Regions from separate parts of the Homo sapiens genome. Here region 2 is linked to region 1. The links are chromatin contacts, found by Hi-C or POLR2A ChIA-PET in ENCODE. All regions are on one chromosome and are shown on one strand. The core of a region is the stretch at or near the end of the contact, and the rest is flanking DNA. Distances in the headings are between cores, read along the strand shown. Region 1 has its middle 24 kb from the start of UBAP2. Region 2 overlaps UBE2R2 (ubiquitin conjugating enzyme E2 R2).

Region 1 (7,307 bases), core at 2,185-4,684:
GCCTCCCAAAGTGCTGGGATTACAGGCATGAGCACCTGTGCCCAGCCTAATTTTTAAATGTTGGAGTTTTTTTAATAATAAAATGTTGTTGTTGTTGAGATGGAGTTTTGCTCTTGTTGCCCAGGCTGGAGTACAATGGATTCGATCTCAGCTCACTGCAACCTCCACCTCCCGGGTTCAAGCAATTCTCCTGCCTCAGCCTCCCGAATAGCTGGGATTATAGGCACCCGCCACCACGCCCGGCTAATTTTGTATTTTTATTAGAGATCAGGTTTAACCATGTTGGTCACGCTGGTCTTGAACTCCTGACCTCAGGTGATCCACCTGCCTTGGCCTCCCAGAGTGCTGGGATTACAGGCGTGAGGCACTGAGCCTAGCCATAAAAAGTTTTTTAAATGTACATATATAGCCCACTTTTGAAAGAATGAAGTAGCTGGGCATGGTGGCTCATCCCTGTAATCCCAACACTTTGGAAGGCCAAGGTGCCAGGATCACTTGAGCTCAGGAGTTCAAGACCAGCCTGGGCAACACAGGGAGATCCCATTTCTAAAATTTAAAAAATTAGCCAGGCATGGCCAGGTGCAGTGGCTCACGCCTATAATCCCAGCACTTTGGGAGGCCAAGGTGGGCAGATCACCTAAGGTCAGGAGTACTAGACCAACCTGGCCAACATAACGAAACCCCGTTTCTACTAAAAATACAAAAATTAGCCGAGTGTGGTGGTGTACACCTGTAGTCCCAGCTACTTAGGAGGCTGAGGCAGGAGAATCGCTTGAACCCAGGAGGCGGAGGTTGCAGTGAGCTGAGATCGCACTACTGCATTCCAGCCTGGGCGACAGAGTGAGACTGTCTAAAAAAAAATAAAAAAACAATAAAAAAAAGATTAGCCAGGCATGGTGGTGCACACCTGTGGGCCCAGCTATTTGGGAGGCTGAGATGGGAGGATCACTTGAGCCTGTGAGGTCAAGGGTGCAAGTGAGCCAAGATTGCACCATTGCACTCCAGCCTGGGTGACAGAGCAAGAATCTGTCTCAAAAAATAAAAATAAATAAAAGCATAAGCTTGTCCTTTTGACATTTTGGGCTGGATGATTTAAAAAAAAGAAAAGGGCTGGGCGCAGTGGCTCACGCCTGTAATCCCAGCACTTTGGGAGGCCGAGGCGGGTGGATCACGAGGTCAGGAAATTGAGACCATCCTAGCTAACACAGTGAAACCCTGTCTCTACTAAAAGTACAAAAAATTAGCCAGGCGTGGTGGTGGGCGCCTGTAGTCCCAACTACTCGGGAGGCTGAGGCAGGAGAATGGCATGAACCCGGGAGGCGGAGCTTGCAGTGAGCCGAGATCGCGCCACTGCACTCCAGCCTGGGTAACAGAGCAAGACTCCGTCTCAAAAAAAATAAAAATAAAAATAATTAAAAAAAGAAAGAATGAGGCTGGGCACGGTGGCTCACGCCTGTAATCCCAGCACTTTGGGAGGCCAAGGCGGGCCGATCACGAGGTCAGGAGATCGAGACCATCCTGGCTAACACAGTGAAACCCTGTCTCTACTAAAAGTACAAAAAATTAGCCAGGCGTGGTGGTGGGCGCCTGTAGTCCCAGCTGCTCGGGAGGCTGAGGCAGGAGAATGGCATGAACCCGGGAGGCAGAGCTTGCAGTGAGCCGAGATCGCGCCACTGCACTCCAGCCTGGGTAACAGAGCAAGACTCCGTCTCAAAAAAATAAAAATAAAAATAATAATAAAAAAAAAAGAATGAGGCTGGGCGCGGTGGCTCACGCCTGTAATCCCAGCACTTTGGGAGGCTGAGGCGGGCAGATCACGAGGTCAGGAGATCGAGACCATCCTGGCTAACACAGTGTAACCCCGTCTCTACTAAAAAATACAAAAATTTAGCCGGGCGTGGTGGCGGGCGCCTGTAGTCCCAGCTACTCGGGAGGCTGAGGCAGGAGAATGGCGTGAACCCGGGAGGCGGAGCTTGCAGTGAGCCGAGATCACGCCACTGCACTCCAGCCTGGGCGACAGAGCGAGACTCCGTCTCAAAAAAAAAAAAAAAAAAAAAAAAAAAAAAAAAAAGAGGTAAAGCTATAGGTACTGACATACAATGATTGTTAAGATATATTGTTAAATGACGAAATAATTACAAACCAGCTTACCAACTTCCCATGTCAAAATCTTTCAAGATGTAGTTCAGGTTCCAACTCTTCTAGAAAGCCTTCCACGGTCACATCTCTCCTTAGGGAGCCCTGCCTTCTAAAGGCTTTCCAAGCACAGGCAGGTACAAGATTGGAGAGCCCCAGAGTCTTATGGGAGATTTGGGGCCAATGAATCCATCATATACCCAGTAGGGGGAGCCAGAGCTTAGCTCCTCGCTTCTGGAGATCCCTCTCCTGCATAAATTCCACATGGAGTGTGGAGAAAACAAAGATATGCACAAAAATGTCTTTTAAAGGGACTGCGGAGAGAGGAAGGTAGCTGTAGTGTGAAAGAGTTTTTTGTTTTTGTTTTGAGACAGGGTCTTGCTGTGTTGCCCAGGCTGGAGTGGAGTGGCCCCATCTTGGCTCACTGCAGCCTCAACCTCCTGGTCACTCAAGCAATCCTCCCACCTCAGCCTCCTGAGTAGCTGGGACTACAGGCATGCACTACCCTGCATGGCTAATTTTTTTTTTTTTTTTTTTAGAGACAGGATTTTCTTTATTGCTCAGGCTGGTCTCAAACTCGAAGGAGTTTTTGGGGTTTTATTTCACTTTATTGAGGTTTTCAGAGTAGCAATCCTTGAATCAAGCTTCCCTCTGCATTTATCTGCAGATTTGATTTACAAAGATGTGAGCATACAGCTTCTCAGAAGTGTGTGTGTTTTGTTTAAAGCCAAATAGATCTTATTGTGGAAGGAATGGAATGTTGCCACTGGATCACTGGATCACCAAATTCAATAAATTGAGGTGGGGTGCGGTGGCTCATACCTAACCTCAGCGCTTTGGGAGATTGAGGTAGGAGGATTGCTTGAGGCCAGGAGCTCAAGACCAGCCTAGTCAACATACCAAGACCTCATCTCTATTAAAAAAAGAATTTAAAAATCACTACAAGTGGCACGTACCTGTAGTCCCAGCTACTTAGGAGGCTGAGATGGGAGGATCGCTTGAGCACAAGAAGTTTGGGGCTGTAGTTAGCTATGATTGCACCACTGCACTTCAGCCTGGATGACAGAGCCAGATCCTATCTGAAATAAATAAATAGAGCATTGGAGGAGTTAGGTAGGAGGCAGCTTAGAGAAAGAGCACTGGATCTGAGGTTGAAGCTCCCAGTTAAATCCTGTTTCTAATCATTAACCAGCTTTTGACTGCAGGCAGGTAACTAAATCTCTTGGCTGACTGTGAACTTCTGCAACATAAAACGTGACGGTGTTTACAGAGCACAGCTGTAAAGCATTCTTAGGGCTCCCTGAGTCATCGGCTGAGCTCTTACAGTCCAGGAGAGATGGCAGAACTCCCTCACTTAAAGTCAGGCCAAATAATTTTGACTCTGAAGCACCAGAAACAGGGGGAGGTAACTTTTACACCAAGCTCCAAGCCCTCAAGCCTCCAGCCAGGCCTTTACCCAATCCTGAACCATTAACCTCTGTACTCCCCCTGGTTGTAGCCTACCCTATATAACCACAGTGAGGCAAGACACCCAGCCATATTGCCTGCATGAGGAATAAGCCATGTGTGGCCTTTCCCCGGGACTCAGGGGACCTGAGCAACCTGGAGGAAGAAACTGAAACCTGGGCTCTCAGATATTGCTGGGAGGCAGCTTCTCAGAGAACACCGGGAGCTCTGCTAGGATCTGAGCTGACACAGTTGGATGGAGGCCCCAAGAAACAGGCATTGGTGCTCTTTGGAGATGTCCTTTCAGGCAGAAGTAGCCACTATGCTGACCAAGAAAGAGGTGACTTGAGTGTTAGCTTTGCCCCACAGGCACGGTCTCAGCTCCTAAAAGTCCAGTTTGGCTCTATCTGTATTTGAAGGAAGGTGTCGACTTGTGTTTTCCTTGAGATCTCTCCCCTCCTCAGGTCTCTTTCTTACCATCAGTAGCCAGCTGTGGCTACAGCTGAGGACAGGAATTTTCTGCAGGGGCTATTCAGCAGGGCATGTCAGGGCCTGCAGGAACTGGTTTAACTTGCTTCTGAGAGTCTTGACTCTGCCTCAGACTCCTTTGGCTTTAGGGTAGGGAGGTGATTCTAGAGGTAGGGAGAGCAGGAGACAGGATACAGCCAAAGGGATCTGTCAAGTCAAAGAGGTCCCTGGAGAGGTGACTTTTTGCTCCACAGAAGGAGGAGAGGGCCTCCCAGGCTTCCACTAAACTATCTGCTCATAGGTCCCAAGACTCCAGCTTCTCTCTTCCTTGTTTTTTTTTTTTTTAATTTTTTGAGGCAGAGTCTCGCTCTGCCACCCAGGCTGGAGTGCAGTGGTGCGATCTCACCACTTTACTCCAGCCTGGGCGACAAAGTTAGACTCCATCTCAAATAATAATAATAATAATAATAATAATAAATAAAGTGATGATAGGTGTGCTTCCATGTACCCCTCCAGATCTACTCTCTGCCCTACTGGGTACTCCTGGTCTATCAGTAGGCCTTCTTGTCCTCTGCCTTCTGGTTAAATTCTCCCAATGGAGATTAGGAGGAAAGAGGATTGGGACAAGAGGTTATTTATGGCCGGGCACCGTGGCTCATGCCTGTAATCCCAGCACTTTGGGAGGCTGAGGTGGGGAGATCACCTGAGGTCAGGTGTTCGAGACCAACCTGGCCAACATGGCGAAACCCCATCTCTACTAAAAATATAAAAATTAGCTGGGCATGGCAGCGCGTGCCTTTAGTCCCAGGTACTTGGGAGACCGAGGCAGAATTGCTTGAACCCGGGAGGCGGAGGCTGCAGTGAGCCAAGATCGTGCCACTGCACTCCAGCCTGGGCGACAGAGTGAGACTCCGTCTCAAAAAAAAAAAGAGGTTATTTATTTTCCACTGACACCCCACCTTCCTAAAAGTGGAGTCACTGCAGACCCCTGTCAGGTGACCCTTCTCATTTGTTTGCTGCTCCCTTCCTGTTGTCCCCTGAAGCCCAATAGTGATCAGGTTTCCACACTGTCACTGGCCCTCGGGCACTGTAACATCTCTCGTTGTCGTTATTAAACTCTCCTCAATTATCCATCTATTTCTTGCTGGGGACCTGATAAATAAGGACATGTATCTTACTACAGATTGCCATCTAACCTGGCTCTGTCATTTGTCTGTAGGATCTCAGTAAGTTACCTAACCTCTCTGAGCTTCGGTTTTCTCATATGTAAAATATTGCAGGAAGAGGAGGTGTGCTCTAAAGTCATTTTTCGCTCTTAGAATCTTTGGTTCTAAGGTGATAAAAGGTGATAATAATTCTAACTCCTATGGAATTCAACCAGGAGGATTGGGCCTGAATGGAAACGTAGGTAAGATTATTCCACTGGGCATTTGGGCTGGAGGAAGGTGCATGCTCAAAATATCCCAGAGTTAAGAGTAGGGAAAAAAGCAAGAAATACCGCCATCTGTACTGCATGTGTATTTATTTGAAACATGATCCTTTCCAAGAAATTCTGCAGAGTTGTGGTGGGAATCAGCTTTTATTTTATCTTCAGCTCTGTTTGTATTTGTCTTCTCTTGTTAGAAAAAAAAATGTCAGAAAAATCTTTCTCCTGGTGTTTTTTTCTCAGTCTCTTTCTATTAATAGTGCCTCTAGGTTTCTCTCTGTATTTCTGTTTCTTTCTGTTTTTGTTTCTCTCCATGAAACAAAGAAAAAAAGAAAAAGACATTTTCCCCTAGGACCCTCCCAAGAGGGAAGAATCAGAAAGTTTCTAAACCAGGCACCTAGCAGGTTTACAAATGACTCAGCCAGAACTGACCAGCACCTGGGCCTGCCAGTTAGAGGAAAAGAGTCCCAGATGCCGGGAAGCTTTGGCCCCAGAGAAGTTTTCCCAGACTGAGTGAGGCAAAGGCTGACAATTACTTCTTTTTTTTTTTAATTTTTTTGAGATGGAGTCTTGCTCTGTCACCCAAGCTGGAGTGCAGTGGTATGATCTCAGCTCACTGCGACCTCTCCCTCCTGGGTTCAAGCGATTCTCCTGTCTCAGCCTCCTGAGTAGCTGGGATTACAGGTGTGCACCACCACACCCAGCTAATTTTTGTATTTTTAGTAGGGATGGTGTTTTACCATGTTGGCCAGGTTGGTCTCAAACTCCTGACCTCAGGTGATCTGCCCACTTCGGCCTCCCAAAGTGCTGGGATTACAGGCATGAGCCACTGCCCGGCCTGATAATTACTTTTAACTTTACTTTTTTTTTTTTTTTTGAGACAGAGTCTTGCAGTGGTGCGATCTCAGCTTACTGCAACCTCTGCCTCCTGGGTTCAAGCAATTCTCCTACCTCAGCCTCCTGAGTATCTGGGATTACAGGTGTGCGCCACCATGCCCGGCTAATTTTTGTATTTTTTGTTTGTTTGTTTGCTTAGTAGAGATGGGGTTTCACCACGTTGGCCAGGCTCGTCTCAAACTCTCGACCTCAAGTGATCCGTCTGCCTTGGCCTCCAAAAGTGCTGGGATTACAGGAGTGAGCCACCACACCCGGCCTTTTAACTTTACATTTTGGAATGAATCAACTTTGGACAGAATCCACCTGGATGTTTCTTGCATCACCCAGGTGACTTATACCTGTGATTTCAGGAAAAGTGCTCATAAACCAGAGACGGAGGCTGAGGTTCTCTTTTACTGGAGTCAGAGATGGCACTAGGATTTTTAGAGCTGGAAGGATGTCAAAGATTATTTACAATAAAACCTCTTTGTTTTACAAAGTGAAGGAACTAAGATGCAGAGATAGAAAGAGTCTTGCCCAAGGTCACACAGTAAATTAATAGTAGAGGCTAACAATAGCTAAAAGGTACGGAATGTTAGCCTCTGCCATACGTCATTTTCATATATTCACATTTAATCCCCTTAATGACTCTATGGAGGAAGCATTAGTATCATCTCATTTTACAGATGAAGAAACTGAGGCCCAGAGAGATAAAGTAACTTGCCTGCACTGGAGTCAGAGTTCTCCACTACTTCACTCTCCACTTCCAGCATTATATTGTAGGTTGATGTAGCTTGATATATCCTGTAACTTTATTTTATTTTATTTATTTTTTGTTTTGTTTTTTGAGACAGGTTTCTCTCTGTCGCCCAGGCTGGAGTGCAGTGGTGCAATGTTTGCTCACTACAACCTCTGCCTCCTGGGTTCAAGCAATTCTCCTGCCTCAGCCTTCCAA
Region 2 (7,307 bases), core at 2,186-4,685, 220 kb after region 1:
GCTGGGATTACAGGCATGAGGCACCTTGCCTAGCTGTAAGGTTTCAATGAAAACAGATGCAGGCTGACTGGCCATCCTCAGCATCCACTGTTCCAGCCTTTCCTCTTACAAGTTTCCTGGCTGGTAGATTATAATTTTAAAAGAAGGTCTCCTTCCACTACTGTCTAGGAGTTTCAAAGTACAACTGTGTCCAGTGTTGTTACATGGTAAAATGACAGCAATCAGGAATGATCAATGCTGATTTTGTGTTGCCTGGGGATCACCCTCCTCTCAGAAGCAGACAAGAACTTGAATCGAACTTGGATTTCCATTATTTCCCCAATATACATAACCAAACAGAGTAGCTGAAAACCCCAGGAAAAACAAACTCATGAACCAAAATAATTAATCACTCAAAGAGTACATACAACTGTATCAAAGATGGACAAAAACCAGATAAAATATACCATTCTGAATTCCTAAGTTTCTTAAACATATTATCATGCTTATTTTAAGTTCTTGGTCCATCTGTTCCAAAATCCAACAATGTTATCTACAAAACACAAAAAATGAGAGAAAAATATCACAGGAAAAAAATAAACTGAAGGAAAGCTGAAGAAACAATCTGATAAAATGAAATTCAAGACAAAAAAATGCCATGAGGGGCAGTATGTACTGCTAAAAGGAATAATAAAACAAGAAGATACAACCATAACAAACAAGCCTGCATGTTTGTGACCTAGAAATTACAGTAACAAAATATGTCAAGTAACAAATGAGAGAATGCAGAGAAAAATATATGAATTAACTATCATGGCCAGGAATGTTAATATGAATTAACTATCATGCCCATCATTGATGGTGATAATCTTAGCACTTTGGGAGGCTACGGTGGGTGGATCACTTGAGCCCAGGAGTTCAAGACCAACCTGGACAACATAGTGAAACTGCTTCTACAAAAAATAAAAAAATGTGGAGGTGGGTGCCTGCCTGTAGTCCCAGCTACCCAGGAGGCTAAGGCGGGAGGATCACCTGAGCCTGGGAGGTCAAAGCTGCAGTGGGCTGTGATCATGCCACTGCACTCCAGTCTGGGTGACAGAGTGAGACCCTGTCTTGGAAAAAAAAAAAAAAAAATTGCACTTGCAGATTTTAATACTCCCTTCTCAGAAACTAATCATGTAGAAAAAAATAAAAGTACTGAAGATCTAAACAATATAATTAACAATTCTGGGCTGGGCACAGTGGCTCACACCTGTAATCCCAGCACCTTGGGAGGCCGAAGCAGGCGGATCACGTAAAGTCAGGAGTTCAAGACCAAACTGGCCAACATGGTAAAACCCCGTCTCTACAAAAAAAATACAAAAACTAGCCGGGCATGGTGGCGGGCACCTGTAACCACAGCTACTTGGGAGGCTGAGGCAGGAGAATCGCTTGAATCCAGGAGGCGGAAGTTGCAGTGAGCTGAGATTGTACCATTGCACTCCAGCCTGGACGACAAGAGTGAAACGCCGTCTCGAAAAAAAAAAAAATTCTCAACAATTAGACAATATATAGAACTCTGTACACAGCAAAGATAAAGAAGGAAGTCTTTTCAAGTACACGTTTACAGCCATAAAGCAAGCCTCAATAAAATCCAAATAACCAGTATCACAGAGATCACATTAACTATGATATAATGAAATTAGATATTAATATCAAAAGTAGAGTTTTGTTAAAAAACCAATATATTTAGAAACTAAAACATACTAAGTGACTCGTGTTAAAAAGAAAAATAAAGGAAACTAAGAAACTTTGTCAAAACACTACATTTTGTGGGACACAGTTAAAACAATTCATAAAAAAGTTACACCATTAGGGGACGGGTGCAGTGGCTCATGCCTGTAATCCCAGCACTTTGGGAGGCCGAGGTGCTAGGATGGCTTGAGCCCAAGAGCTTGAGACCAGCCTGAGAAACACAGCAAGATCTGGACTCCACAAAATATTTTTTTTTAATTATCTAGGTGTGGTGGCACGTGCCAATATTCCCAGCTGGGTGACAGAGAGAGACCCTGTCTCAAAAAAAAAAAAAAAAAAAAAATTGGAAGGAAGTAACAAAAATAAGGTTGCTTGCACAGACCAATGACAACATGGGCCATAAAACTGAGGACTGTGATTAATCATCTGCGTCTGACATCTAGAAAGAATTAAGATGTTTGTGGATGGATAAATAAATCAGCAGAAATTTGAAAATGGTAAGAATATGTAATAGAATTAAAATAGAAAAGATAGGCTGGGCACGGTGGCTCACACCTGTAATCTCAGCACTTTGGGAGGCCAAGGCGGGCGGATCACCTGAGGCTGGGAGTTCGAGACCAGCCTGACCAACAAGGAGAAACCCCGTCTCTACTAAAACTACAAAATTAGCCGGGCATGGTGGTGCATGCCATAATCCCAGCTATTCAGGAGGCTGAGGCAGAACTGCTTGAACCCGGGAGGCAGAGGTTGCAGTTAGCCAAGGTCGCACCACTGCACTCCAGCCTAGGCAACAAGAGCAAAACTCCATCTCAAAAAAAAAAAAAAAAAAGAGAGAGAAAAGGTAAAGCCAGGTAAGTCTTGCTTTAGAAGAGAGAATCTTTTTTTTTTTTTTTGAGACAGAGGGAGAGAGAATATTTTTACATACTCAGAACCAAGTACAGATAGTAGGCCTTAAATAAATACTTGAAACAAATTTCTGAAGTGCTGGAAAATAGTTCCTACACAAATCATCCACATGGTTTCTCTTACTGCTAAAACAGTTGGGCCTTCCATCTTAACTGCTTTTTTTTCCTTTGTTAAAAATTAATTACAATTTTCATTTATTTATTTGAGACAGAGTCTTGCTCTGTTGCCTAGGCTGGAGTGCAGCAGTGCAATCTCAGCTCACTGCAACCTCCGCCTCCTGGGTTCAAGCAATTCTCATGCCTCAGTCACCCAAGTAGCTGGGATTACAGGTGTGCGCCACTGTATTCAGCTAATTCTTGTACTTTTAGTAGAGACAGGGTTACACCATATTGGCCAGACTGGTCTTGAACTCCTGACCTCAAGTGATCCACCTGCCTCGGCCTCCCAAAGTGCCTGAGCCACTGCACCCGGCCCCATACTTGTTAATATGAAGAAAACTTAAGATAAAATTAAAATCATCAATAGAACAGTAAACGCAGTTACCTACCATTCAGTATGGCCCTCACAGAGGCAAAGCAAGGCCTAGAAGAAGAAAATAGGCCACCTGTCTTAGAAAGCAAGGAAGCAAAGAATGGGTCTTTCTCATTCACAGCATTCTCCTCGCCCAATCTCCCAGGATTGTGCCAAAGAACTTGGCATCAACTAACCATACCTGAAATTGCTGCCAATGTGTGGAAGTCTTAGCCAGATTTGTCCCCATTTATATTTATACTCAAGTGGACAACTGTCACCAGGTGGCAGCAAACCACAGCTAGGACCAGGTCAGATTTGGATCATGCAGCTGGATTCCTGTAACTCCGGGCCAGCTAGAAATAACACTAGTGTGATCAAATTTTGTTTCTGAGATGGGGTCTGCTCTATCACACAGGCTGGAATGCAGTGGTGCAATCATAGCTCACTGCACCCTCAACCTCGCGGACTCAAGCGATCCTCCTGCCTCAACCTCCCAAGTGGCTGGGACTATAGGCACATGCCACCCCACCTGGTTAATGTTTTTTATTTTTTGTAGAGACAGGGTCTCACTATGTTGCCTAGGCTGATGTCGAACTCCTGGTCTCAGCAGTCCTCACCCTCACCCTCCCAAAGTGCTGGGATTACAGGCCTGAGCCACTGCACCCGGCCTAATTAAATATGTTGAACCCCACCTATCTCATTACGGTGGAGTCTTACTACCAATCAGATAATTATCCTGACCCTTCTAGATATGACTTTCTCGATGTAGATAATATTTTAATACTTTTATATAGTTATATATTAAAATAATACTATTTATGCCAATGTAATATGCATGCATGTAAAACACACTTTATGTGAATGTATACCATTACTACCCATTTAATGAAATAGGAGATGAGTCCATTGAGATATAAATAAATGAATAAATTAGAAGTTCAATAGCAATAGGATGTTTATGTAGTTTCAAAGCACCTCCTCACAAAATACTCATGAATTACAAGGAAAAAGTAACTTGATAGTGGAGAAGCTTGGCAAACATCTTCTAAGTGACCCAAGTGGACATCACCAGAAATGAGACAAATCAAAATCATGTACCACCTAAAAAGAATATAAAGAACATAGGGAAAATTTACCCAAATTGAAGGAGATTCCACAAAGTAAGTGACCTGTACTGCCGAAACTATAAAGGTCATGAAAGTCTAGGACATGACTAAGGAACAATTACAGGCTGAAAGAGACTACACAAACAGGATAACTAAAAGCAAATACTTGGCTCTGAACCAGATCCTTCTGCTATGAAGAACATTATTATAACTGACAAAACTAAATGGGGGCTGAGAATTATTAACTTCATAATTGTTGATAATAATTATAATGATGTGGAATGCACTTGTCTGTAGGAAATACACTTTAAAATATTCAGAGGAATGGTGAAACTATCAGAGGTTGGCAACTCACCCTCAAATGGTTCAGGAAAATAGTTCTTTGAATTTGTAAGTTTGTGGTTGTTTAAAAATTTTTATTTTAATTGTTTTTAAAAAGAGTGCCTACCAAAGGATACGAACAAACATACTACAATGTTTGCCTAAGGATTCAGAGGGGAATAGAAGTGGGAATGGAAGTAAAAAGAAATTAATACACATATGCATACCAACAAGCAAGAAAAGGCCTGGAAGGCCAAAATGTTTAAGAAGTATTAATGAGAAGTATGATTATGAACTGAACTCTAGAACAATAACCAAAAAATTTGGTTTAAGTAAATATTGGCCTAAGTGACTGCATCTGGGGGCAGGGCTCACCTGAAGTGTGGCTTTATGCTGGAGGTAACCATAGGAAGTAAACAAAAGACTCACTTTCTCTCCATTTTTATAAGAGCTGAAAGGGGTTGCTAGTGAATAATGGGGAAGAGTAGGGAACTGATTGTTCCTTATTGTAAGTCTTACACCACATGTTACTCTTAAAACTATATATGTGAACTATTTTTATAAATAAACAATTAAATGTAAAAAAGGAACAAAACAAGTTTGAAATCAGTAATATGAAGGCAAAAAGGAATCCCGATTGGCAGGATTTGTAGGGGCAGGCAAATTTAAGAGGTTAAGATTAAGCCAGAAGTCGGGAAGCTAGATATGCAAGTCAGTTATCAGCCATAAGGACACAGATGAAACTTGGTATTGCAGAGGGCATCAAACCATGAGTTTGGTAGGCTCGTCTGTTCAGCTGATTTATCAGGGAATAGTAGATCTAGTATCATGGAATGAAGAATGGTTACAGGTGACTGAGAAATGAAGCAACTAATGGCAGCCTCACGCCCAGTCTCTGCAGCGATCCTCTTTGCAGTTGCTGCCACTTTAAACACATCCACAGAATCTGGGCATCCCTAACTCCTAAGAGAAATTCTGACTTGATTTTTAGAGCTCTAGATCCTCAGCCTCAATCCAATCCTTAATGGTCTAATTACTGGACGCCAAGCTGAATACCACTGTGTGCTCTAATTCCAAAATTCTTGTTCTGATAGCATATTTAGTTTCTGCTTGCCATGCCCCACGTACTTCTCTCAAGGCTGTACTCTGTCACAGACTCCAGCCCAGTGCGTTTCTCTGGTCCTCTTACCAAACAACTGCCTGACAAATTTCTGTGTAAATATCCAAGTGTCACCTGCTTTGGAGGCAGGAAAAAATATAGATATAGGCAGACAAACTTGTATAGGCTGCAGAACCAGGAATGTAAACTAATCACTGAAACCTTGGACAACTCCCTGTGAACCTTAGTTTCCTATACATATAGAATTGGGTCAGTGGTACTTGTCTCATTGGGTTGGTGTAAGAAATACAAAGAGGGGGTCTGGTTCTGTTGCCCAGGCTGGAGCGCAGTAGTAAGATCTTGGCTTGGCTCACTGCAACCTCCACCTCTTGGGCTCAAGTCACCCTCCCATGTCAGCCTCCTAGGCAGCTGGAACTAGCAGCACATGCCACCACACCGCCTGACTTTTTTTTTTTTTTTTTAAGTAGAGATGAGGTTTCACCATGTTGTCCAGGCTGGTCTTGAACTCCTGAGCTCAAGCACCCTGCCTGCCTCAGCCTCCCAAAGTGCTGGGATTACAGGCGTCCATCCATACTCTTGATTCTTAAAACAACCCTATGAGGCAGTTATTATCAACAAACCTGTATTACAAATAAGGAAAATGAATACAAAGAATTTAAGAAACTTACACAGGGTCACACAGCTAAGTAACTAATGGTTGTTTGATATTACTTACATATCTCTTTATATATACCTATATATAACAGATATTTCTTTAAATATTCGGTATACATATATATGTTTGTGTATATACACACCTACACACACAAAAAGATAAGGATATTTCCCTACTCAGCACAGAGCAGTGCACATATTAATCACTCAATAAACAGGAGTTTATTTATTTATTTTTTTGAGACGAAGTTTTGCTCTTGTTGCCCAGGCTGGAGTGCAATGGCGAGATCTCGGCTCACCGCAACCTCCGCCTCCCAGGTTCAAGAGATTCTCCTGTCTCAGCCTCCCGAGTAGCTGGGATTACAGGCATGTGCCACCACGCCCGGCTAATTTTTGTATTTTTGGTAGAAACAAGGTTTCTCCATGTTGGTCAGGCTGGTCTCGAACTCCCAACCTCAGGTGATCCGCCCTCCTTGGCCTCCCAAAGTACTGGGATTACAGGCGTGAGCCACGGCACCCGGCCTAAACAGGAGTTATTATTATCTTTGTAGTTCTCTGATAAATTAAACAACTTTCTCATTTTAAGATTAGACTCGGCGGGTGTGGTAGCTCATGCATGTAATCCCAGCACTTTGGGAGGCCAAGGTGGTTGGATCACCTGAGGTCAAGAGCTCGAGACCAGCCTGGTCAACCTGGTGAAACCTGTCTCTACTAAAAATACAAAAATCTGCCAGGCGTGGTGGCAGGCACCTATAACAACCTCAGCTATTCGGGAGGCTAAGGCAGGAGAATTGCTAGAACCTGGGAGGCAGAGGTTGCAGCGAGCCGAGATCACGCCATTGCACTCCAGCCCAGGCTACAACAGCAAGACTCCATTTAAAAAAAAAAAAAAGATTTTATAGCTGTATGGTGTCAGAGCTAGAGGACAGAATTCAATCTTCTGTAGTCTTTTGAAACTGAGGTGATATACTAAG

What was found. Hi-C counts contacts between places; a loop is a spot of excess contacts on that map. ChIA-PET counts read pairs that join two places held with the same protein, here RNA polymerase II (POLR2A). Pooled maps may share reads with other maps.
Region 2: a pooled map shows a loop between it and region 1 (4-fold over the local background). The contact joins two enhancer-like sites. A Hi-C loop is called at or near these places in 3 of 50 pooled maps. POLR2A ChIA-PET finds 5 or more read pairs at or near these places in 4 of 52 experiments (AG04450, HepG2, activated CD4-positive, alpha-beta T cell and 1 more).

Annotation. Positions count from the first base shown.
Region 1 is chr9:34,069,423-34,076,729 of GRCh38, reverse strand. No RefSeq gene overlaps it. Among named protein-coding and RNA genes, the nearest start is that of UBAP2, 24 kb to the right of the region's middle. Within about 2 kb of position 3,434, at least 12 of the 41 ENCODE cell types and tissues checked have a DNase peak (open chromatin) inside an H3K27ac peak, as active enhancers do.
Region 2 is chr9:33,848,524-33,855,830 of GRCh38, reverse strand. The region is part of intron 1 of UBE2R2 (ubiquitin conjugating enzyme E2 R2); the gene reads right to left. Among named protein-coding and RNA genes, the nearest start is that of UBE2R2-AS1, 33 kb to the right of the region's middle. Within about 2 kb of position 3,435, at least 14 of the 41 ENCODE cell types and tissues checked have a DNase peak (open chromatin) inside an H3K27ac peak, as active enhancers do.